5 separate regions of the Mus musculus genome follow, and all the other regions are linked to region 5. The links are chromatin loops, found by intact Hi-C in ENCODE. Cell type or tissue: left cerebral cortex. All regions are shown on one strand.

The links. Hi-C counts contacts between places; a loop is a spot of excess contacts. Peaks named below come from ENCODE experiments on the same cell type or tissue, not always from the same donor. Only the 100,000 strongest peaks of a DNase experiment are listed, where the experiment ranks them.
Region 1: a loop joins it to region 5, with 2.0 times the contacts of the local background. A loop is called at or near these places in 3 of 42 quality-filtered maps.
Region 2: it touches region 5 in a loop (2.7-fold over the local background); 2 of 42 quality-filtered maps call a loop at or near these places.
Region 3: it touches region 5 in a loop (6-fold over the local background); 4 of 42 quality-filtered maps call a loop at or near these places.
Region 4: a loop joins it to region 5, with 7 times the contacts of the local background. A loop is called at or near these places in 2 of 42 quality-filtered maps.

What each region holds. Positions count from the first base shown.
Region 1 is chr12:16,228,800-16,233,799 of GRCm38, forward strand. It overlaps Gm36372 (a long non-coding RNA gene), which reads right to left and starts at 3,645. Exons shown (of 4, transcript XR_381302.4): 1 at 3,346-3,645. Gm48606 (a long non-coding RNA gene) reads left to right here and starts at 3,457. Exons shown (of 2, transcript XR_003950290.1): 1 at 3,457-3,789. In left cerebral cortex, CTCF peaks have their summits at 2,537 (motif pointing left) and 4,993; DNase peaks (open chromatin) are centred at 2,314 and 3,524; H3K27ac peaks cover 958 bases.
Region 2 is chr12:15,893,341-15,898,340 of GRCm38, forward strand. It overlaps Gm46335 (a long non-coding RNA gene), which reads right to left and starts at 3,483. Exons shown (of 3, transcript XR_001780552.2): 1 at 3,411-3,483. In left cerebral cortex, a CTCF peak has its summit at 2,056; DNase peaks (open chromatin) are centred at 2,070, 3,354, 3,805, 4,392 and 1 more place; H3K27ac peaks cover 429 bases.
Region 3 is chr12:15,829,320-15,834,319 of GRCm38, forward strand. It overlaps Gm5432 (a long non-coding RNA gene), which reads left to right. Exons shown (of 3, transcript XR_001780551.2): 2 at 3,326-3,718. Among named protein-coding and RNA genes, the nearest start is that of Gm5432, 15 kb to the left of the region's middle. In left cerebral cortex, no CTCF peak of the experiment used is centred here; DNase peaks (open chromatin) are centred at 2,845 and 3,478; H3K27ac peaks cover 626 bases.
Region 4 is chr12:15,756,576-15,761,575 of GRCm38, forward strand. No RefSeq gene overlaps it. Among named protein-coding and RNA genes, the nearest start is that of Mir6387, 42 kb to the right of the region's middle. In left cerebral cortex, no CTCF peak of the experiment used is centred here; DNase peaks (open chromatin) are centred at 976, 2,496, 2,999 and 4,368; H3K27ac peaks cover 1,898 bases.
Region 5 is chr12:16,147,715-16,152,714 of GRCm38, forward strand. No RefSeq gene overlaps it. Among named protein-coding and RNA genes, the nearest start is that of Gm48606, 82 kb to the right of the region's middle. In left cerebral cortex, no CTCF peak of the experiment used is centred here; DNase peaks (open chromatin) are centred at 3,018, 3,617, 3,887 and 4,426; H3K27ac peaks cover 1,661 bases.

The DNA.
Region 1 (5,000 bases), 81 kb after region 5:
CATTCCAATAACAGTACTGTGTGTCGTACCAGGGTTAATCCATGTAGAGTGTCTATAAGTGAGGTTTTTCTACTTAGGTGTTGTTGTTGTTGTTGTTTTGCATTTGTTGATTACTTTTCAGGACCAATAGGAGGAAGTCATACTCGTTAGGACAGGATAGTTTCATGATTTTAATGGAGATAGGAAAGGCCAGAAAAAGAAGTTCAAGTTAGGGGAAAAGGAATTAAGTAATGCTTTCTAAAATGCTGGCTGTAAATGGCTCTTCTAGAAGATGAATTAAACCCATGGAAGTGTTTTATTTGACTATTTCAATAATTCATGCAAGAAGCAAGAAGCATTGAGTGTATGTTTTTGGCTGATGCAGTTCTAAGTGCCAGGGATACATCAGTGAATGACACAAACAGAAAGGCTGCTCCCAGGGAGTTAACATCCTTCTTTCTGTGCCATCTGAACTGAGAAGGTGGACCACCCACCCCTAGGAGTTTTCCATTCTTCCTTCTCAATGCTTGGCTCTGCACCTTAGGCAAGTGTTCCACCACAGTGCTGTGTCCCAGCCTCTTCACTCCTTTTTGTTTGTTGCTGAAAAACTGTTTTGCAGAAGGTATGTCTTCCCCAGCAGAGCCACAAGCTCACACCTTGCTTTTCAGTCTGACTCCCACCTCCACCCCCACCCCAAGATTCACATCCCCCACAGCATCTGAGTTTGAGGCACTTCCTTGAGCTAGCTGTCATATTTTGGCCTCTATTGATCCAATGACTAAATACTGATGATGTTCATTATTGATCATCCACATTTGGGGTGGGGGTAAATTATTTTTATATTCAGAATATGATGTTTAAATACTAATTTACACAAGGTAAAGCACAAGGTAGTAATTTTGAAAGGGTCAATAGGATATGTAGTACCCCTGAGTTTGGGATCTTTTATCAAGAAAGACCTATGAGCCTCTCCAGAGCCATGCAATAACAACTGTATTCGCTACAATTATGAGGGAAGGAACACAGATAGAAAAAACATTATAGAAACATACAGGAAGTAGGCACATTCTTGATGGCCACAAAGAGATGGCTGTTGAATATTCTTATACTATATTTAAAGATTTGTTTTTAATAAATTGAAGCTTGCTTGAGAGTGGGTTGCTGATATCTTTGGCAGTTGTGTTCTGCAGCTGTACCAAACCTTCATGATTTCCAGAAGGCATCACAAACAACTTGTACATCTACTTTATCTCAGCTAATTATAAGTTATACATCAGTAAAATCTAAACATAATGTCATACTGTTTTCTTTACATCACTGATGTCACAGGCGTCAAATTCAAAATCCAAAAAGGCAAGAGACCATCTCAAATATTGTGAGATTTTTCTGTATGACAACAAATCCCATTAGAGATGTTCTTCACACAGAGCTACTTCCATTTCAGTTTTTAGCAAATCTCAAGGGTGCTCACAGCAGAAGGGATGGCAGCATTTCTGGGCTGAGAGAAATCTGAAGTCATAAGCTCCCATCATCTCAAGGTGAAGTACTTCTTGAAGCATTCATGGAATCCAGGGGTAGGGGGCGGGTTGAAGACAGTCCAGGGTACAGTCTCAAAGCTATACTCTCCTGGTAGCCTCAAGAAGTCAGGAACAGGCTCCTCCTCTTTTTAACTAAACAAAAACAGTGAGTGGTATGACACCAGTCACCCCTCATCCACCTTCCCTCGAGAATCAAGCTGAACAGCATCCTTCCCCAGAAATACTCTATATACTTCAAAATAGTTGTTTTCAGTGACTTCATGATGTTAACCTCTGAACATAATGACTCAGATTGATGTTCCAGTTAAATGTGAGTCTTACCTCTTGAACCATTTAGCACAGTCTGACCTCCTTTCAAAGATTACCTAGAAATACAAATTCTCCCTTTCCGTACATCCCTGTTCACCTTCTGAAGGTCTGCTTCAATTTCTACATGCTCTGCCTTAAAATAGGAAATGAAATCTGTTCCACATATTGTAAGCATGGCTTGGGGAATGTTTGAATAACACAGACATAAACTTATACTAAACAGGACATTTTGCAATTTAACCAAAAGTATGTGTTCTCCCTTTTTAGCAACACGATACCCACTTTTTTGATGGCACGGACAAGCATGTGGAACCTCCTTCTCCATGTTACCAATTTTACCGCATTTCTGTGTCTCCACACCCTACATAACAAATGGCCACCTTTTCTTCTTCAGTTTACTATGGTTGACCTAGAACATGCTTTCTTTAAGGTTGCCACAAAATGTGCCTTTGCTCTAGTCTTTCTACGAAACTAGGGCAATCTGTGGAAACCCAAATCTGACTATGTCTTTCCTCTGTTTAAAATTAGTTCATTGTTCCATATGCAAACTTCTCCACGTAGCATTCGAGACTCTCTGAGACATGGCCTATTTACATCTCAAGCTCATCTTCTGATCCACCTCAGACTGAGCCATCTGCAATGACAGCCTGTTTGGTGCTCCAAAGCCCCTCTGGGAGCTTAACACCCTGTCCTTTCAGCACCCTCTTCTGGAAACTTCTATACCCTTTTTGTCTTCACCCCCATGCTTTAGCTAGTGCTCTCCAACCTAGGGCAATGGTGAAAGCTCACTATGAAGCAAGAGCCCCCATGGTCCCTGTACCTTTCTATTTTATGTAGGTTCTAACATGAGGACTTTGTGATTTTCCTATGGGGCTGTACCTTCAGCCACCAGGCACCTTCCACACAGGACCAGCATCCTAAGTGGATACAAGAACAAAGAAACATCAGAGAGATTAAGTTCTGGGCTTTTAAGGTCTCGACAGCTTACAGCGTTTACAGACTTGGACTCACCTGTCTTTCAGAAATAAGAAGGCTTTCTGGGAGCCTGGCCTGCTTTCCCTGATCTCTGAAATCCTAGCTTGCTTCTATACAATAGAAAGCACTCTGCTCTTCCTCCCATGGAAGGTCTCAGCATCCAGCTTTCAGAATCAAATAGGAAAAAACTCACCTTTCTCGGCCCTAGCATCATCCTCTCCCACTCTAACTTATTATTCCCTAATTAGCTTCATTTTAGGGTGATTAATAGTTACGTTAGCCACTTCTCCTTTGAGACATTCCTATTGTCACCTAGGAGACACTGGTCCTAGATTAATACCCCACCACCACAAAAAAAAGAAGAAAGACAGAAAGTGAGAGAGAGAGAAGGAAGGAAGAAGGAAGGAAGGAAGGAAGGAAGGAAGGAAGGAAGGAAGGAAGGAAGGAAGGAAGGAAGGAAAGAAGGAAGGAAGGAAAACTATGTCAGATGAGTACATTCAAACACTGAACAAAACTTCAATAGTGGATCAGGAGAAAATCAAACCTGTATCCTTGCAGGGTTTTCCAGCTAGAATTAATAGAGTTCAGCCATGCGTGCTGTGCCTTTGGCCAGGAAGCTCCGAGATCAGATGTCTCAATGAGAAGTCACATGAGCTCAGAGTGCAGAGGCTTGCTTTCTGCAGGAACAAACCTTAGTTGACCTAGATCCCACTGTACATGCCTAAGAGCTGGCTGGCTTCTTCCACTTGTGAATTACTTGTGTTTCTAAGGAGCCTTTTTTACTCTTTGTCACAGGTTTTAGGAAATCTCATCTTCTGTGTTGTCACCAGGATCTCTCTGGACTCCTCTTAGCTCCTGAATTCTTGTCATCTGCATGGAGAATTCAGATGAGACACACAGAACACAGCATAAGAGACAGACTGTGTAGAGAACAGTGAAATGCACTCATGGACAGTGGCTAAAGAGACAGCTGTCTCCTCCATTTAAGGTAGGATTTATACCATTTTAAACAACTCTAGAGCAGGCAGTTTTTCCTGAGGGAGCATTTTTGTGTCTAGGTGATTGACAGTCCTGATTTGATTAGCTCATACAGGTGGGAGCAACCATGTGTGTGTGTGTGGTTATTTGTGTTTGTTTTTGTTTTTTGGGGGGTTGTTTGTTTGTTTGTTTTTTCTTTATCAGAAAACCACCAGAAAAGATTACCACCAGTAATCTTGTGAGGTTTGGGGTTCCTGGAGCCAGGTTAGATAAACATCTGCTGCTGGTCTTCCAGGCAGCTCAGGATGTCCCGTCCCCTCCGGGGGCCAGAAATATGACTCAGTAATTAAGGTCCCATGGTTCTAGTCACTGGTCTCCACATTGTTGATTCCGTAGGAAACGTCTACTCCCGCATCCCTCAGGTCTGTTACTCAATAACCAGCTACCTAACAACGTGTTGTTGAAGGCCATCATGACTGAGTTTTCCAAGGGGAGGTGGCATGTGCTTTACTGTTTCACCTTGGTGGAAAAGACACCGTCCTGGTGATCAGAACACCTGCCCCAGCACCAGCGACAAGAATGAGCACTGCTGGCCTTTGGGTATTCCAGTTTCCCCTGAAGGCACTTACTGCTTGGCTGCTCCAAAACTTCAAGTACATGGGTCTCCTTTCTATTCTTGAGACAGTGAAGCTAGGTAATCCCTAATTAAAGGGCCTCCATGTGCACTATTGTTCTCTCTGAAACACATTCCCATGACAACACACACACACACACACACACACACACACACACACACACACACACACACACACCTTGCAACATTCTGACCTTCAAGCACCTCTAGGTCTCCTTCTGATCGTTGTCCACCATGTTCTGTGATTAGTCAACTTTCTACTGCTGACACAAATACCTAGAGTCAATAACTGATCAAGAGGAAAATAGTTATATTGACTCATCGTTTGAGTTTATGGCTGTTTGGGTCCATTGAGGGGGGATCTATGAAAGGGACAAGCACCACAGCAGGGGGCACAGGATGATTCAAAGCTGCTCCCACTCCAAGGCTTCTGAGAATCAAAGAAAAAGGAGGAAGGGGAAGGGGCTTGGGTCTGACATCCCTTTATTCTTCATGACTTCCATTAAGTCTCAAGCCTTAGGGGTTCTACCACTGCCCAATAGCGCCCCAGGCTGGCAATCAAACATTTAACACATGGCCTTCAAAAG
Region 2 (5,000 bases), 250 kb before region 5:
AGGCAATTAGAAGCTACAATTCATGTGAATCATAGCTTTATTCCTGGGGCCTCTGTTCTTTTGAACCCCACCAAAGAGTGCACATTCATCTTTGGATATAAATAGGCCAGTTACATTTGATCTCAGTATTGAATGTCCTTATCTGCTTGCATGCTGTCATAGACCAGGGGATTATATGCCAAAGCGTAACTATGGAATCAGTTGAGGAGTGAGCTCTTTGGAAAGATTCTGCTGCTTGGGGAGATAGCATAATTGACTGCTCTATAAAAGCAGTAGTGTTCCACTTGCATTAGGACAAAGAACTTTCACCTATAGTTTATGTGTCTCCGCAATCACACTGGGACAGTGTATCACTGATTCAACATGCCTGTTTAGTATTGCCAGGAACATAGCTGTTCTCCATCATACACTACACACTGAACTCCGAGGATTACAAGGCCTGGAACCTTGACAGAGCCTGGAAAGACAGACATTGGGATTATTCCTACTTATTGGTAAAGAGATGAAGGAGAGAAGGTAAACAAACAGTCTTGCACTGTCCCATGCACAGTACAATCTGACATGCTAACTTCTGTTTTGTTTTACATTTTTCATGAAGGTATGCATTTACTTAAATACTTTTCTCCTAGAGTATTTTCAATAAAACATGTTTCAGTGAAAACATAATGATGACAGTAACTTAACATACAATTGGACATATATTTGCTCAGGCAAAGACAATGCAATCCTCTTTTGAAAGTGAAAACCCTTCCTGATGTTCTTCATCATATGTGCCTCTTTACTGAAAACAGTGTGTGTGTGTGTGTGTGTGTGTGTGTGTGTGTGTGTGTGTGTGTGTGTATGTGTGTGTGTGTATGAAAACATAACCATTTCTTTTATTTTAGTAAATTCTACTTTGGCCTTTCACAAATTGTTCTGGTAAAGGTCCTCACTCTAACTCTTGCTCCCAAAAAAACATTCCAGAAGTGCGTCTCAACTGCGATCACATTGTATTATGTAAATATTCATCAGAGCATGCACAAATACTTGCATGTCTCACTCATGAGTCTGTTTCAAGGGCAAGGAAGGATATCAGAAGAACAGAAGGTCAGCATGGGATGTCAGAAACTACAGGCAGACTGAGTGCTATAGGGTGACTCTAAGCCTGAGCTAAGGAACAGATAATTTCTTAGCTGCTGATCAAGTTCCAAGAGCTGTGAGAAGATGCTTTTCATGGTCAGGTTCATGGTTATGAGGTGAAGAACATACCGATAGGTTATAGGCCCTAGGGGAGACCCTAATGCTATTATTAAGCTAAACAGACATGGTATTAAAGTCTCTAAGAGTTGTTGCTATACTCATAGGCCATCATATCTCTCAACCCTCTCGAGAGAAGATGCCTATAGTAGATGGTTATTGACATAGACACCTGAACTGCTCAAACTGCAGACAATAAGAAACTATAGGAGGTTCCACCCTAAATGGGGCATACATATCACACCCCTCCTTTAAGGCTTAACTTTCTTCATAAAGGAAGGGATGGATAATTTTAAGGAATTACTTTTCTGGACACAGGAGAGCAGTGGCACAGATTAATGCATAGGCATTTTGACAGCATACACAAGACCTGTAAAAGGTCAAGCCAGATAAAAATCCTAGCATGGAGAGGAGAGGTGGGCACATAACTCATACCACTAGCTGCTGAGAGAAAGAGAAATTTCCAGAATAATAGCTTCTAAGCTATGATATGGTGATATGAGTTCTCTCGCTCCTATTTTCTTCTCCTCTTCTTCCTCCTCCTCTTCCTCCTCCTCTTCTTCTTCCTCCTCCTCCTTCTTCTTCTCCTTCTTCTTCTTCCTCCTCCTCCTTCTTCTTCTCCTTCTTCTTCCTCCTCCTCCTTCTTCTTCTCCTTCTTCTTCTCCTTCTTCTTCCTCCTCCTCCTCCTCCTCTCCCCCCCTCTCTGTTTGACAAAGATTATTGTTCAGTGATTGCCTAGCAGCAAATCCACCCCTCAGCAATCCTAATCTGAAGGCAGAAGCGTGGTTGGCTCTATTTAACAGACTAGGAAGAGTGCCTCCAGAGGCAATAGAATTGAGCTGCAACCTCCTGCAGCCAGGCAAAGTCTGGAAAGGGCTACCAAGGACAGCACAGCCCGTAGACAGGCTGTTGAGAATAGCTGCACATGTACTCTGTCCTTAGTTCTTTGTCCATGCAAGAGTGTTCCCTTCTAAGTATGGAATTTGCAATCTTTACATGCCACATTCTGGTAGGCATTGGTTAGGGACTTTCTAAATTGTAGTGAATCTTTAAAGTAACCTCGATGATAAAAGCTATTCCCATCTGATGGATAAAATTGTGGAGACCTGAGAATCTAAGAGGCTGGTGACATGTACCCAGAAATGTCCTTGATGCTCCCAAAGAGGTTCTGCAGGAGACTGTACTGATGAACAGCCACCCTGCACCCTTGTTGGTGGCTCTTGAGATGCAGGGATGACAAACCACTGCTGTTCTCTGTTCCCATTCCTGTCATCCTGGGCCTGGCTTATGGTTAAATACCTTTATCTGCTTGTGGTGAACTCTTTTTTTTTTCTCCTTCTAAATTTATCATCCTAAAATGACAGACACCCTGAAGTCTTTCCCAAGAAGAGGTTAGTGTCACATAATGTGAGATAAGGTAAATCTCTCTGTTACCTACATACATTCTGTCACCTCTGTGTCCATGAATTCAACAAGCCACAAACAAAGTTGAGCAAGGAAAAAAATGGTATCTCTACATAGCATACACAGGATTTATTTTCTTGTCATAATTTCTTCCACAACACAATACAATGTTTTTTTTTTTAAAGACCAGTTAAACTTCATTGAGTGCTATAGGGAGCATACAGGGGTTCTATGCAAATATACTATGTTTTCTATAGATGATTTGAACTTATATGGATTTTGATAACTCTGAGATTCTTGGAGCCCATCTCCTGTGAATATCAAGGAATTTGCCAGTAAATGAGGAGATGCAGCTTCCTGAACGGAACATTCTCCCTTTAAGAAGTAATATGTTAAAATTAATGCAAGCAGAAATACAACTTCTTCCCATCACCTTGTTCTGAGTCCCTCAAATTTAATTGCATGCTTCTCTATACATGTACACATGCATGTGCACACACACACCCATGCACACACACACAGCCCATCTATACACATGCACACTCTCACACACACACACACACACACACACACACACACACACACACACACAGAAATCATGAACAAAACCAGACAGACACTGTGACTTCTATCTTTGCAGCTCCTCCCCCTTGCTGTTGCCATGGGCAACCACTGCCCACAGGTGCCATAGGTTTGGGCCACTTGGCAAGGCTGGCTTGTCACATTGCAGCTCCAGTAGCTGTGTGTGTGGGCGAAAAAGGGGCACTCACCGGATGTGTTCTGTAATTAGTCCTTCTCAGAATAGCCTCGATTGTCAATCTCAGATCAAAGGAGGACAGACTTCTACAGAGAGAAAAAAATAATAGCTGAATTCTTAGTAAAGCAGAAATTTTGTTCTTCCAGCTCCACAAGAGTGCTATGGAGCTATAGGGTAAGACTGTAAGAAGCACAAACCCTGAACAACTGAGGATGGCAGGGTAAGACTGTCATCTTCCATACAGCCACACCAGCCACTGTCCCTTGAGCAAGTTCTGCCAGGTCAGAATGTACCCATTTGTGTATGGGCAAATCGTTTCCTTAAACTCCACAGCAAATGCATGGCAGAGCTATGGCATATGACTTTTCTTTTCTGACTCAAAGTTTCTTCCTACACTACAGTCCCATCTTGTCTTCAGCATATGGTTCTGAGATGGGGAGAACTGTGTGAAAACCCAGGAGCCTAACACACTAGTGACCGCAGATCCTCTCATCTGACTTTGCTGCTCAGTGATTGCATGAGCTAAATGTCCCTCTGGACCCATTAGCTCCTTTTGACTCATCTCTGCATCTCTGTATGATGCTGTACCTTCTGACAACTATGGCCTGTGTTGGGTTCCTCAGACCAGCCTGCCCCTCTGCACTATGCTTTGCTTGTCACAAATAGTGATTTAGCTCTTATACTTCTATCTATATAATCCTGCTTCTTGCAACTACTCATCAATGAGAATGAGGGAACTACAGCCTGGAACTAATCTCTCCTGATGCAGCTAAATGGAGCCCGAAGTCAAATTAATGAAATACCAGGAATGTAAGAACTCAACACAGGTTGTATATGTTCCTTCCCTTGGCCTTGCAAAAGTCCAGCACTAAGCAGCAATATAGACTGCACAGTGTGTGTTTGCCCTGTCTCATCAAATCAGCACATGAATGCCTGATGTCTAGATCAAACAAAGTCCGTTGGCAGGCTTAGCTCTTCTCATCCAGAAATGGAAGCTCAGGAGCCCCACTTCACAACTTAAAGTAGGTCAGGTTTTGTTCCTGCTATTTGTGAATGAATTCAACATTGCTCTCCACTGGTCTTCTTGATTGGTCTTGCTGGGTGGGAATCCAGTTGATGCCCACTGCAGACTACCCAGAGGCTAGTATGTGCCTACGCATACAGAATGATTGGTGTGACCTCAATATGAGAAGCTGAGAATCTGTGGCAGGAAAATAATCTCCCAAAATTAGTTTTATCACCTGAAAAAAATAAATACAGGTGGACAGATAAAAATAATGTAATGGTAAAAGTAATAAAATGAGTTACAGTTTGATGTGTCAGTACCAAAGATTGAGATTTTAATATACATTATTACATTTTTCTTAATGTTTTTTTCCATCTCTCTCTTTCTTTTTCTTTTGTTTTCTTTCTCAAGGGATGACTATATTTGCCACTAAATGTGGAGCAGCTTCTCCAGCTGGATATTTTCCCTTATAAAGCAGTTATATGTTAGAACTAATGCATAGAGAGACACTACTTTTGCTTTTCCAAACTTGACACTTTAGATCAAGTTGGCTTGTCAATCAGCCCAGCATGTTGTTCAAAGAGTATTCTAGAAGTT
Region 3 (5,000 bases), 320 kb before region 5:
TAGCAAGCTCTTGTTACTTAGATGACTTCTGTCTATTGGTCACCTTCTATGTACCAGGTACCATAGCAAGGGCTAGTTACAAGAGAGTGGAGCCTACAAAACTCAAGGTAATGTAACAGAGCTGGTGTGTGTGTGGGGGGGGGGAGGGAGAGAGGGAGAGAGAGAGAGAGAGAGAGAGAGAGAGAGAGAGAGAGAGAGAGAGAGAGAGAGAGAGAGAGAGAGAAGTTTCTTCATCTGAGATACTTAGCTTTTTTTTCTTTCTAGCATATTCTTTCTTGAAGAAAGAATAAAAATAATAATAATTCTTACATGCAGGAAGTGACAGAACATAGAGACAGACTTTGACAAGTTAAAGGTGGAAAGGGAGCCACAAACACTTGAAGCCACTGTAGCCAAAAGGTTTAGAATTAAGTCTTAGATCTTAGAAAGGTCTGACCCCTCTGGAATCTGGCTTGTGTGAAACTTCTTAGACTAGTTGAAAACACAGTGCAGAAGAAATGTGACTGACTCTACGTTTTACTTCGGAGGTCTGGATGGAGCTATTGAATGCTCAACCAATGAGCCTGATAAAGGAAGTACAGGGAAGGGTCAGAGTGCTCCAGGATAGCCCAGTCTTCAGTCAATCGTGACAAGACTTGAGGTGTGTGAATGAAGCCATTTCACTCCTTCCAGACAAGGTTTCAATCCACAAAATATCTCTGTGGTGTTATCTGCCCCTCGACATCAGAAGATGAAGGAATGGACAAGGTTCCTGCTCAACAAAGATAACTGAGGTATCAATAATGCAATATCAATAATCAAGATTCTCTAGAAGAGAAGTGCTAGAATGAGCATGTACCTTTTCATTTTTTTTTTTTTTTTTTTTTGGTTTTACAAGACAGGGTTTCTCTGTGTAGCCCTGGCTGTCCTGGAACTCACTCAGTAGACCAGGCTGGCCTCGAGCTCAGAGCTCCGCCTGCCTCTGCCTCCCGAGTGCTGGGATTAAAGGCATGTGCCACCACGCCTGGCTAATGAGCACGTTTCTTAACAGGGGATTTGTTAGGTCACTGACATATATGAAATGGTCGAGGTAGTTCAACAATAGCTGACTGATGCTGAAGAGGCTAAGCAGTGCGTCATTGTTTGGCCAATGAACCTGTGTATCTCAGCAATCCTAATCTGGCACTGGAGGCTTGGAACAAAGCAGGGAAAAAAGCTGCATTCCCTTTTCCCATATCCTCATACGGGGCTCCCACCACTAGGCACTGCTGCATTTAAGGTGAGTCTCTGGACTTCAAATCCTCTGATCAAGAGGGCTTCCATTGTAGCACCAAGCAGCTGGTGCTCTAGCTGACCCTTAAGACTAACATCACATCTTCTTACACAGAGTTCCTCCAAGAAGGGCTATGCAGAAGAGATTTTAAGTCTTACAGGAGTCTAGGATAAGATCATGTTTGTCAAACACAGGCTAACATTTCCAGTACCTTTAGATGATGACTCTCTCATTGTAGGAGGTGAAACTGTCTTTTTCACAGATCAGGATCTTCCTGGGAATGAGGGTCATGTTTTAGTCTTCTCTGCTCTGCGTGGCAGTGGCCTCCAGTGTTGGACTAGCCATGTGCACACTGAGACTGCCAACTCTAATGCCTCATCAGGTTACATTTCACTCAGTCCTCAGGAGCACTGTGGCCACTCCCAGTGAGTCCTTCTCACTGACATCAGTCTTCATGCTCACTGAGAGTATGTTCACTGAGCTCACTGCACTCCGTCACCTGGAAAGACGTGGGTTACATGATACTTAAGTCCCTTCCATCTCAGTCACTTAGGTTTCTGAGGAAGGGTCTGGCCAGTTCTTCACTCAATGAGCGTTATAGTGTAGCTATCCCCCTTTCTCCCCAAGACTGAAGACAGTGGCTTCTTTTTCCTAGGTATGAATGCTGAAAAATCCAGATGAAGTACAGTGGTTTTCTTCCCTGCAAGTTCTAACCAGCTCAGTTTTGCCCAGCTAACAATTTTCCCACTGAGATGGGTACAGTGGTTTTCAAAAGAGTGGGGTGAGATGAGTTGCTGCTGCTGTAGAATAGAATTCCTTAAAACCTTCCTTGATATTCATAAAATAATGCTTTAGCTTAGTAATGCTATCCCATATTCCTTGATTGCTATAAAGATAGCCTATTCCCTGCAACTCTATGTCACTACATTCTATTCTCCAATAAGAAAGGATCAAGTTCTTGACTGGAATAAATAACATTTTTTCCTCCCTAATTATGTTTGATCATTCACACTTCATTTTGGGCATCTTCAGGGACTCTCCTGTAGAGCTGCTATTCTTTGTGAGATAGTCTACTCAGCATATGGCTCTACCAGAGTCACATCACACTTGATTGCAACAATCTCAGCATCTTTCAGTTGTCAACTTGTATGTTTACTGAATGGGATGATAACTATGTGTGTGTGTGTGTGTGTGTGTGTGTGTGTGTGTGTGTGTGTGTGTTTGTGTGTGTGTGTGAATGTACGTGTCCCAGACAGTCCCTACATCTTCTACAACAAGGATTTAGCCTGCAACATTATGTTTTAACAATTTTTTCATTATCTTTGTTGAATGACAAACTTGAGGCTCCAGGAGGAAAGTGGTCACCCAGTCCCCACAGGACACCTTCCCCCAACAGAGACTGGATAAGGCTTTTGTTTTCCTGGGATTATAAGGGATTCTCTCTAGTAGGAAGGAGAGAGCTTCAGGACTCCTCTCCTTGTGGCTACAAGTTCTTTGTTTTTCAGAATCAGGGAAATGCCCCAGGATTCCTTGCTCTGTTACCCTGGGAGACTATTGCTCAATCCTAGCAGCTGCTCTGGAGGAAAAGAAAAAGCAGACATTCTGAATGTATCATATGTACAGTGCAATGTTGAACTGAAGATTGCTAATGAGTATCGTATGTATAGTGCAGTGTTGAACTGAAGATTGCTAATGAGCAAGAACTCTTTTATTGTGCAGTCTACTTCCAGTGAGGTCTAGTTCTTAATTTTCAGTGGGCGTAGCAGGAAGTACTACTGTTTTTTTTTTTTTTTTTTTTTTTTTTTTTTTTTTTTAGTAAAACATATATATTACTAATACTGTTGCTATATAAAACAATATTTGGCCAAGATGGTTAAGATATGATTCATTCCTTGTTCACCAAGTTGCTAAATATTGTGTAGTGAGTGGAGTCACCATATGGCATAGCTGAGCTTCCTTGGGAGGCTGGGTACAATATTATGTTGGGTATAGAATTTGGAATTTCACATGTCTGTGGTGGAATGAATGTGAATGAAGACAACTGACTGCTAATTTCATTAAACCCTCCTGCAGGCTAAGATGCACACGGCAAATGGATATCTTGTCACCCTTGCATCCATCTCTGAGGTTGATTTCTCTCAGAAACTGATGGAGAGTGGGCAGTGCCACACATCTAGCCACAGATGCAATCTTTGAAGAGAAACGTGTGTGGGCAAGCACAGTGGCAGCTGGGAAAGTCTAAATGACTGAAGCCTGTGACTCAGATATCTTAAACTGCCTTAAAATTAATGAAGCTCTGTGGAATGACTCAGTTCATTCATGTCCTCAGCCCGCAGGCTCCAAAGCTTGCAGAAATGGCTGTGGTTCACAGCTCAGGAGAGCTGACTCCATAGAGGAAAGCGGGCCCACAATGGGAGAAGAGGCGCTTTCTGCGGTGCGTGTCTATCATCCTGGCTGGAGACACAGGTGAGCTGGTCCCCGGTCTTCTCAGGAGAGGCGTGCAGAACCCCGACCCCACCCCCAGGCTGACTTCTGATCCTTGTACATTTCAAAAGAGACCTTGAGTATTGAGGTTGTGTCAGTGTTCATATTCTGATTAGCCAGAATCTTACTAAGGACCAGCTTTCCTTCTGAGACTGACTCTCAGTCTGGAACCTAGGCTGGCCTGGATCTCATGTACAGGCAAGGCTGACTGCAAATTTGCAGCAAGCCACCATTCCCAGCTTCAGGTAAAGTTCAAGTATGAGATGCATGCCTCCTAGTCACAGAAAACGAGTAAGGGAAATTAAGATACTTGTAAGACTTGGTTTTCTTCTTGTTTAAGGCTCTTAGGCCCAGCCGGGCATGGTGGCACACGCCTTTAAATTCCAGCACTCGGGAAGCAAGGCCAGCCTGGTCTACAAAGTGAGTTCCAGGACATCCAGGGCTACACAGAGAAACCCTGTCTCGAAAAACCAAAAACAAAAAAAGGATCTTAGGCCCAGTTAGAGAACTGCTGCATCCTTAGGGCTATTTTACCATGCTGAGCATGGCTGTGGTTCATAGTCAACACGGCTGGGTAGGACTGTTGGCTGTTTCTTTCCCTTGGCAGCTTGCATGGCGTTGTCTGGTACCATGAAAACTAGTTTCTAGGGAAAGGCATTTGGCTTAGTTCCAGCTCAGGTAACCCTGGGTCCTACATCTGAAGTGCATGATACCTTCAGCAATAGGGACTTACCTTACACCTCTGAGAGGCAACCAAGGCCAATAACAATAGGCTCTATGTTTTGGGAGTCTCTTAGACGTTCTCACCAACAATGCAAAGGAGGGCTTCACATGCCTGATGTTGAGGTAAAAACGTCATTACATGATCTTTGGGTCTCAGAGGGGTCGTTGTCAATCCAGATAAGGAAATTCCATTTAAATTGTATATGCATATCTATGCACAGAATTCTCAAAATAAATAAATAAATAAAGGAAGTAATAAAAAATAAGACAAACAAAAAAGACACCTGAAGGTCAATAAAAGCAGCAGGCCTTAACCTCACAGTCTAAATGTCAAAAAGAAAACAGGGTCACTGAAGCCCACTGAGGACCAAAATATGAGAGAAATACCCCATGATGAGCCAAAGTCTCAGAGGGAATGAGATAAGTTCAAAAGAAGGCAACAGAAAGAAATCACCAGAATATTATCTTACCTCATGGTGTCTGTCACTCCTTGCTTGAGCCCAGTGGCATGGTCTCCACAGAGGGAGTGAGTCCAGGTCAG
Region 4 (5,000 bases), 390 kb before region 5:
TTGCCATGCAAATCCTAGAGTTAGCATCCCTAGGTTCTTCCCCTAGTTACCTCTTATCTTGTAAACCCCCCATTTAGTAGTTAACTCTTGAGAAGTACTTCATATTCAGACTACCTAATTAAAAGAGTTCTTCAGCATCTCTCCATAATTTAATTGTGACTCACATGATGGAATCTCTGGCTCATGGTTCAGGGAGCAGAATCTACCATGCTGGCAAGGCATGAGAGGTGAGTTTTCCTCCTGTCTATGGAAGCAGGGGGTGTGAACCTTTCTCATATCTTGGTGGATAAGAAAGCAGAGATCTTAGACTGAACCCAAGTCCAGGCTATAACCACCTAGCCCCACCCCTACAACCATAACCCTTGTGTCTAAATGGTTCTACAATTTTCATAACATCACCAGTCACAGGGAGACAAAGTGCTGGAATGTATGATCCTATGGGGGACATTACACATCTAAGTCACAATAACATGAAGTAAGATGCAACCACATGGATGGCCTTCTCTTCAAACCTAAACTTGGGGGTTCTCGATTTGGAGACTAGCAGAAATAAATGTGAACATTTTTTGCCCAAGACAATAATAATGTGGTGTCCAGAGCAAAGACTAGCAGTACCATACCTCAGAATTGTTATCTGTAAATTAAAATAATACAACCTCCTCTATAGAATTATGTAATTATTCAACTACCACCCAGCAAGTTAGTAACAGAGGTGGAATTAGAAGCCTGATCTCCCTTACTTCACATTTGTTTTGTGCTGTCTGTCTGAGTGACTGTAAATGTGTTAACATCTATGTGGATAGTCCCATGGTAAGCCCTGTAATCGACTGCCATTCACTCAGTATCAACTTAACTCAGCAAGATGACATGAAGAGTCTGGGACTCTCTTCATCCGTGGCTGTGTACCTGAAGTGAAAATCACCGCATTTCATATCACCAAACATTCTGCTCTAAGCCGTAAGACGATGACCAGATGGTATGAACAGCTGATTCTCCTTCGAAAACGTGGTAAGAAAAGGCAGGAAATAGAAGAATACAAAAATACTTTTCCAAGTTTGAGGGAGGAAACAGAAGTTGTGCAGAAGAGAGTAAAAACTGCACTTTAAGACGATTAGGCTGAAGCTCAAAGATTTTTAGCAAAAGCTATACATGATCATGCCAGGGATACCATAGCCCCCACAAACATCTTTCTGGGACAATGGTTCTCAACCAATCTAATGCCACAACCCCTTAATACAGTTCCTCATGTTGTGGTGACCCCCAACAATATAATTATTTTTGGCTTCTACTTCAGAACTGTAATTTTGTTACTGTTATGAATCGTAATGTAAGTGTCTAATAAAGGGGTTGTGACCCACAGGTTGAGAACCACTGCTCTAGAGGAAGGAAATTTGCACATCTGAGCTAACATCAAAGCTAAGTAAGTCAATAGAAAATAGAGCCTGGAGGAAGAATTTTGCTGCCCTCAGCTAGAGAGTCAATGCCACAGCACCTCCCTGGCTGCTGGTTGTTTCTACTTCTTTCTGACTGTTTGGCATATAAGATTTGTATATGTGTATATACACAGGTGTACAGAGGCCAGGAGACAACTTTGGCTGTCCTCAGGCACCACCCACTTTGTCAATGAGACAGGCTTTCTCAATGGCCTAGATTTTGCCAAGAAGGCTAGGTTGGCCACAGGGATCAACACATGACTCTGTCTCCCAGCAGCAGGATAATAGGAGCATGCCACCATGGTAGGCTTCTTTTATATGGTGCCTTGGAATCTATTTCAGGTCCTCAAACTTGCCTTTCTATCTGAACTCTTTCTCTAGCCTATACTTTTTATTAAATTTTTAAAAAATGATGATGGTCAAGTAATATATATGCTTTGGTTGACATTGAACCAGCATTTGCTGAGACTCTCCTGGTATCAGGGAAAAGAGCCTGAGCAACAAGCACAGGACAAGCCTTTCATTCTCATTATGCTTCAACAAGATTGGACCATCATCCCTTGTATGTAAAAACATGAAGGTTCCGAAAAATTAAATTCTTTGCTGGAAGTGAAGACGTCCCATAGGGTTTGCATTAAGTTAGTGTGATGCTAAAATGCATTCATTAGAGGAGAGGTTCATCCATTGATGATGATTCTGAAAGAGCTTTGCTATCTATTGTCACACTCATTATGATCTCTCTCACACATCTCCTGGCATAGTTTGATCTCTGTGTTTTTGGGTTTTTTGTTTGTTTGTTTGTTTGTTTGTTTGTTTGTTTACGAGATCCATGCTTAGATAACCCAATGTCCAGAGTGTTCCCATGTTGACTCTATGTTGCCAAGAAGTGGGGATGCACGGGTAATCCCTTAGGAAGCACAGCAGGACAGCAATCCATCAGTCAGGCAGTAGGCTTCAGAGCCCGTTTCTTCTGCTGCACCACTGGCAAGGGAACAAGTGTTAATTATTCCACTTCCAGTGTTCTACAGAGACAGCAGTGACTGTGCAGAAAGGCAGGGCATGTGATCAGCTCCAGGCACAGAAGCTTCTCCTCACAGGAAGTCATCACACTGTATCACTATGAGGATGGGAGCCCATGCCAGGCATGGCAGGGTGGCAGCTGCCTAGAAATGCATCCAAGTGCCACAGTGTTATGTCTCTCTGGTTTCTTGCTTCTCTTTTGTCCCATGTCTTGGTCTCTTCTTTGCTTTTTTCTCTGTCTTCTTAGCGTCTTTTATATTCAGCTTTCCTATGCTGTTCATTAGAAACTACTGATTCTCTCCTTCCTCCCTCCTTCCCTCCCTTCCTTCCTTTCTTTCTTCCTTTATTGTTTCTTTCCTTCTTTAATTCTCTCTCCAACCAACTTAAGCATACTGAGTGGCCGTGTGTTTTTCTACAGGGGACCAGCAGAAATAAGCAGAACACTCTTGTACAAGACAATCATTGCAAAGACTTTGTACATGCCTCATTTTGTAGAGAAGCAGAAAGTGGGAGGATGTGTGTCAGTTAGTGGTAGATCCAGAACTAGCACTCTCTCCCTTGACAGTCATTACTAAGTTACTTCACCAAACTCCACTAAATAATGTAATTCTCCTCCATGATGCAAACTGGTCCTGCTGGAAGACTTAACTGAAAACTGCACACACAACACAGCCATCCATTCTACCTCTTCACATATTCTCTTCTTCCCATTTGTTCTCTTCCACTCACACACTTAGTCCAATCATCAGTGCTAATGGCTCAAGGTGACCATTGACCAATGATGGTCTTCTTAATCCACATTCGTGTCCTAAGAAAACAGGGGTCTAATGGTGGAATGAGAACCTGTGAAGTTTTTTAACTCAGAGCCAGCAGAGAAACTCTCATACAGAGTTCACATCATAAAACTATGCATTGGACCCCACTATTGTTAACTCAGATTAAAGAGTGAGAATGCATTGGTCTATAGTGAGTCTCTCTACCTGTATTAACTTCTTTTCTCTTTCTTGAGATTAAGCACCTGAGAGAAACAGTGAAATGGGGAAAGTTTCCTTTTGGTTCATAACTAAAGAGGCTATGTCTACTCATGATGGAACACAGACCTGGGACTCCTCTTGATGGGACTGATTCCTAATGGATTCAGAAGCAAGACCATGGAATGCCAGCACTCACCACTTTATCCCTCTCTTCTACTTATTCAGTCAAAGGTCCACACACATGATGCTGCCCATACATTTAAGGAAGGGAGGGTCTGCCCTCATCAGTTGACTATTTCTGGACATATATCTTCATGGACACACCCAAAGGTATATATTTTAGTGTCCTTGATATTTCTAAATCTAATCAATTGACAGTTAAAATTGGCTTTCATAACAGGCCTGGGTGGAAATTTAGAATGTCAAGGAATGTTTTTTTAGACCCAGAGAGACAAACAATTTGCCGAGTCACAGCCTGTTCCACGAGAAGTCTGAACTAACTACATTGCCTCTCTGTCTAGTCCAGAGCACTGTCCCTGGGAGAGACCCATCCCCTCTAGGAAGGCAGGAAATGATGGATGCTTCCACTCCTTTCTCCCCTCTGTATTTGTTCCTGGCTTTCCTTCCGATGAGCTTACAGGAAAGCTAAATTGTGCTGATTTTTCTGGGGTCCTCCAGATTTAGGTAGGTCTGAGGTCTCTAATATTCTCCTCCATTATCTTGGAGAAAGGCTTTCAAAGGGCTCTGAGACCGTGTACTGACCCTCTTTTTCTTCCTGTCACTTGCAGGGTGCCAGGCTAACCTTGACAGACAACATTTTAGGTTTTCACCACACCCAGAGAGACTCCCACGGGACTTCCAAAAAAGCATGGAAGAGCCAGAAGTGCTGTTCCTTTGGCTGTGGATGTGAAGCCGTTGGCCAGGCCCGGAGGTACTTGTAGGAAGAATGGAAAGACAGAAAGAGAGCAGAGGAAGTTGGAGGTGGCAGGAGGAGGGGGCCCCATTTCCTAGTACTCTAGTCAGGCATTGTGAATATGGCATGTTCTTCTAGCTTTGCCAAAAAAAAAAAAAAAAAAACAAAAAACCGGGTAACATTTGCCTGCAAATTCCAGGGAACTGAAGCGACATAGCATCTCTTGTGTGGGCCAATGAGAGCAGCAGTCTTCTTGGCTCTCTAGGAAGATAAATTTTAGGATTTTTCCCCTCCAGGAAGAAACAGTGAGTCAGGGGCAAAGAGTGTGAAGCACGGCATGAACCTGCCTGGGCTGTGAGATCAGAGGCACAGCACCTACCACCTATGTAAAGCTGGCAGAGACTATAGTTGCGTCAGCTAGCCAAAGTATCCCATGCCTCTGGAGTATGTTACTTCATCTTTATGTATACCACCTCATCTAGATACTGACTGCATGACAACTACTCAGCAAGATATCAAAACCACCTAGCACATAGCATAGAACGGCTCTGTGCACTGTCTGACAATGATGAACATGATGTGGAAGAAAAAGAGGTCTGTGTCAGATGGTCCTCCATATAGTTAGGTAGTTCTGAGCAACACACTCTTCTAGGCTGCTCA
Region 5 (5,000 bases):
CCCTACATAGCTGGTGGCTTGCGGTGTGAGCAGGGAAGGAGAGCTGGATCTGGGAGAGCTGCTAGGTTTCTGGTAGGGCACCGTAGCTAAGAAACAAGGTCAAACCAAGTGAATATGGTAGGCTCCAGCAGTTCCCAGCAGGGAAAGCTTCGGTAAAGAACTCTCTTTCCCAAAAGTGTTACAGTTCTTTTATGACAGACATTCTCAGATGATCCTTGATGAAGTAACTCTCATGCTTTATTCTTTGTGGACAGGGTCTTATATACATTTTGTGGTGAGTTGGCATCTAAAAACAGATGCTTTCTATTGGCTTGGTATGGGATGTTAGGGATGCCTCATCTGCATGTAGAGGGGCTTCAAGCCCTTCCCCTAAGTGATTGATTATCAGGGTCCCCTCCATGGGGTACCGTGATCATGTGTTCTAGGACAGGAATCTGGTTGGGAGTAGGTGAAACACATATTCCCCTCAGGTCGGAGGTACCAGGGTTTCTGAACCCACTCAACCTCACCAAGTTCCCTGGCATAGTCCAATGCCTCACAGACTATTTCTTTTATAAGTTGTCTTGGTCATAGCATCTTCACAGCAGCACAAAAGTTACAAAAGACAAAGCAGAGGCATAGTGCCAGCCCTGATTAAGTTTATATTTGAACGTGTGAGCACAAAGGGGTACAGCGATGTGTGATTCCATGCCTTCCCATAGCAGCACTAAGTATGAAGTCAGCATGTGAGATCCTGAGAATCCACACACATGACATATAGGCATTGATGTAAAGATGCATGTGCAAGCAGAGGCTGAACATTATCAGGCTGGTGGGAATCTATGGTTATAATAACTGAAGAGAGCACAAGTACAGACCAGTTGCAAAGAACATCTGTATTTATGGGTTGCAAAGCAACTGACTGGTGTGTGTGTGTGTGTGTGTGTGTGTGTGTGTGTGTGTGTGTGTGTGTGTGTGTGTGTAGGCCAGAGGTCAGCATAGGGTATCTTCCTCAGTCACTCTTCATGTTATTTTTTGAAATAATCTTTCTAACTGAACCTGTAAATCACCAATTTAACTAGACCGGCTGGCCAATGAGTTTCAGGGCTCTGTCTTTTTGGCCTTAGCAGCTTGGAGTTATAGACCAGCACACCTGTGCCCAGCCTTTACATGGGTGTTAGGAATCTACATGCTTATACAGCAAGTATTTTACTGATTGGTCTGTCTCCTCATCCTCTTACAGGGCTTCTCAAAAATGAAAACCAACCAGATGAATAGGCCTGTAAAGGATTCTGATTACATTTTCAAATCATACACACATACACACACACACACACACACACACACACAGATTTAACCCAGGTTAGCTCTAGCATTCATGAGCCTGACTTGGAATCTAAATTAAACATTTGTTAATTTTGTTATTATAATTATTTTATACAATTTATCTAGGTTTACATTTTGATCCACAATATCATGTCATAGAACTGGAATGTGGTATAAGTGCCAAATATATGTAGACAGCGTTGCAAATTTATAAAATCACCAGAATTCTCACATTATTCCTGAATAATAAAAAAAAAAAAACAATCCTGTTCTGGAAAAGAAATGACGTCTATTTTCATTTTGCTATATACTAATTTATATAATAAATCACTTTATATAATTAATTTATTTTGCTGTTAAATTTTGAGACAGGTGCTTGTGATGGTTTGTACATTCTTGGACCAGGGAGTGGCACCATCTGGAGGTATGGCCTTGTTGGAATAGGTGTGATCTGGTTGGAATGGGTGTGTCACTGTGGGTGTGGGCTTAAGATTCTCACCCTAGTTTCCTGGAAGTCAGTCTTCCACTAGCAGCCTTTGGATGAAGGCGTAGAACTCTCAGCTCTGCCTGTGCCATGACAGCCTGGATGCTGCCATGCTCCCACCTTGATGATAATGGACTGAACCTCTGAACCTGTAAGCCAGCCCCAGTGAAATGTTGTTTTTATAAGACTTGCCTTGGTCACGGTGTCTGCTCACAGCAGTAAAACCCTGACTAAGACAGTTCTATATCAGCAGATTCTTTATCTCCCTGCCTCAGTTTCTACCACTACATCAGGCTGAAAGTCTAATTTTAGAGACAAACAACTCTCATAAAAACAATGTCTATTTTATGTTCTCAAAAGAAGAGGATAATAAATGTTCTTAATCACTGGGGTACTAGTGTGTGTGAGGAGTTGAAATAAGAAGGCCTGTGAAACAATGGGGTCCTTTAGCTCGCTGCTTTTCCTTTCATGGCATAGGTAGAGAAGTGTTATATGCCCCAACAGCTTAGAGTTTTGCTCCTGGCCCCGAGACCAGACTTCCTAGATAGCAACAAGCTTTTGACCACCAATCCCTGCCACAGTTCTTCATTGCCAGGGCCAGACACTTGCCATTGTTCTTTATAGTGATGGCCACAGGGCTTGAAGTTGGGTCTGCGGTGATGATCTTTAGACGCAGCAAGGCTATGAACAAGTCCATGAAGACAGCTGTCTGCTGTTATCCAAGGGGTACATTACATGACCCACCCACAGGACATGCCTGAAACCATGGTAGTAAACCCTACATATATGTGGTTTTTCCTACATATATGTACCGTGGTGACATTTGGCTTACAAATTAGGTAAAGTAAGAAATTAATCACAATAATTAATGGTAAAATTTTAAAAATTATAACTATATACTGCAATACAGGCTATTTATGGTTGGTTAAATTACTTATTTCTGGAATCATTTACTTCTCACCAAGCTGTGGTTGGCTACTTGTAGCTGAAGATGCAGAAAGGGAAACATGAGATGGAGCTGGGGGGGGGGAGGTGATTACTCTGAATATTTTCCAATGGACTTGGGGGGTGACTACTGTGAATATTCCCTAGATCAGAAGCAATGAGGAAGGAATTAGGCAATCCCTCCCTGCCACAGTGATCCAACTGCGGGGACTGGGTTTCACTCCATTGCCCAGACAAGGAATAGCACATGTTCTTTGGGAGGATCTCCTGGCAAACGTAGTTGTTCCTCCTCAGCATGGCAAAGCTTTCCATCAGGGTACCAGAGCTTAGGCAAAGCCAAACAAAAGCATAACCCCTTACCTGGAAGGGTCAGTTTTATTAGAAATTTTGGGAAAAAAACAACCCTATTCTTTTGTGTTAAAGACATATAAAGTAAAATGCACCACTGCCTGCATTAAAATAAACATGAAACTTACAATTTGATTTTAAAAAAATAGCTCATGCCTATAGACCCATTGGTTCAGAAACAGCACTGAGCTAGCATGTATTAATTCTGAATCTTTAGCCATCCCATAAAAAAAGACAAAAATCATCCAGGGAGATAACAAGAATTCAAACCGACAGAGGCAATGGAAGCCCCCCAGGCTGTAGACTCCCCAAAGCAACAGAACTCCAACGTCACAGCATCTCCCACCAGAGCCCGTGAACTTAGCCACTGTGTCCCTCCCTCTCACACCCTGGCATTTGGTGGAGTAGGGCAGGAGAGCCAGGCATATTCATTCACTCTCTCCAGCTGGCTGTGAGTATCCAGTGGAAAAATTTAAGCAGCCCAGGCTTTTAGCTTTCCCCCTGGGCTGCTGCTGCTCGTTGCATAACATGCTCATCAGTAAAAGAGCTGAATTGCAAATAATCTACTAACCTGGAAGGAATGTCTGAAGAGCTCCCACACACCACACTGGTACTCATTCAGTCCAGAAAGGTTTTGTGGGTTTGCTGTGATATTATTGAAGTAAAGGGTTTGGCTAGCATAGCCAGTAACTTGAGTGTGTCTTTTGATCCACATAGAAATTGTCCGTCTAAATGACATTTGTATGTTATTCTTAACTGCCTGTGGAATCAGATAATCTATTCCCCAGAAGGCTGTCAGCAGCCTCCAGTCTTTGTGAAGGTTGAGTTTCCGGCAAGGAAGGGTGTCAGGCGTGCCTGGAGGCGAGACTTCTGGAAGGATGATTCACACACTTTTATAGCTTCACTGCTCACAGGCTATGGGTTTGTTGTTTAAAAGCAATTTGAATGTATGGGATCTTTATGATGGTGTATATTCAGGGGTAATTTGAAAGTACTTTTTTCTCATGTACGTAGGCTGTCAAGGTGGGATCTGGGAGAATTGAGATTTACACTGATGTTCTAGCGTTTGTATGATCAAGCAGGGTGGAACCTCCCGTACTAATATCATAGCCCCCATCAGGTGCCAACGATGAACAGACTAAGGAAAAAAGAAATTTGTCAAAAGCCCAGACCTTGAATTTCCACCAAAGGTCTCACCAAGTGGTATAAGACAGAGTGTCAGAGTGTTCTGGGCTAGATGTGAAAGTTCACTGTGGAAGAACTCCAAAGCTTATAACTCGTCTGAAGTCAGAGAGGTATTGATTCATGCCACTCTAGAAGATCGGTTTGCAAAGCCAGTGGAGACAGCCAGAGAGAAGATAAATGAATCGGACTCAGGAGCCCACAGCTAGCAGCCACAACTGTGGCAGGGAGCTTGCCACGGATGCTGCGGCTACATTTCAGAAGCAACCGGCCCACTTGCGTCCCCCTGATGGCCCTCATGGTCCTGCAGCCTTCCCTTACTCAGCATCCTGAATCCACTCCAGCAGCCTGCCCCACCTTCTTGGCATACTTCAGGCCCAGCCCTGCCCCGCCCGGACATAGAAGCTATACTACTACTTTTTCTCACTGAAGTGACAAAATGCCATGCAAAAGCAATTTAAAGAACTTAATTTGACACACGTGACATAGCCACGAGAGTACATACTATCGTGACAGAAAAGCCAAGGCATCGCAAGTGTGAGGCAACTGCTCGCATTACAACCACAGCTGGAGAGATGGATACTGGCAAGAAATCCCAGCTTTGTCCTTTCTGTTTTGTTTTCCTTTTTAGTCAGTCCAGGACACCATCTCAGAGTGTCTTGTCAGAGAAGGAGGTATTTCCAAAGAGAAAAGTCCTTGTTCCACTTTGTTTGGTTAGTGGACTATTAAAATAAGC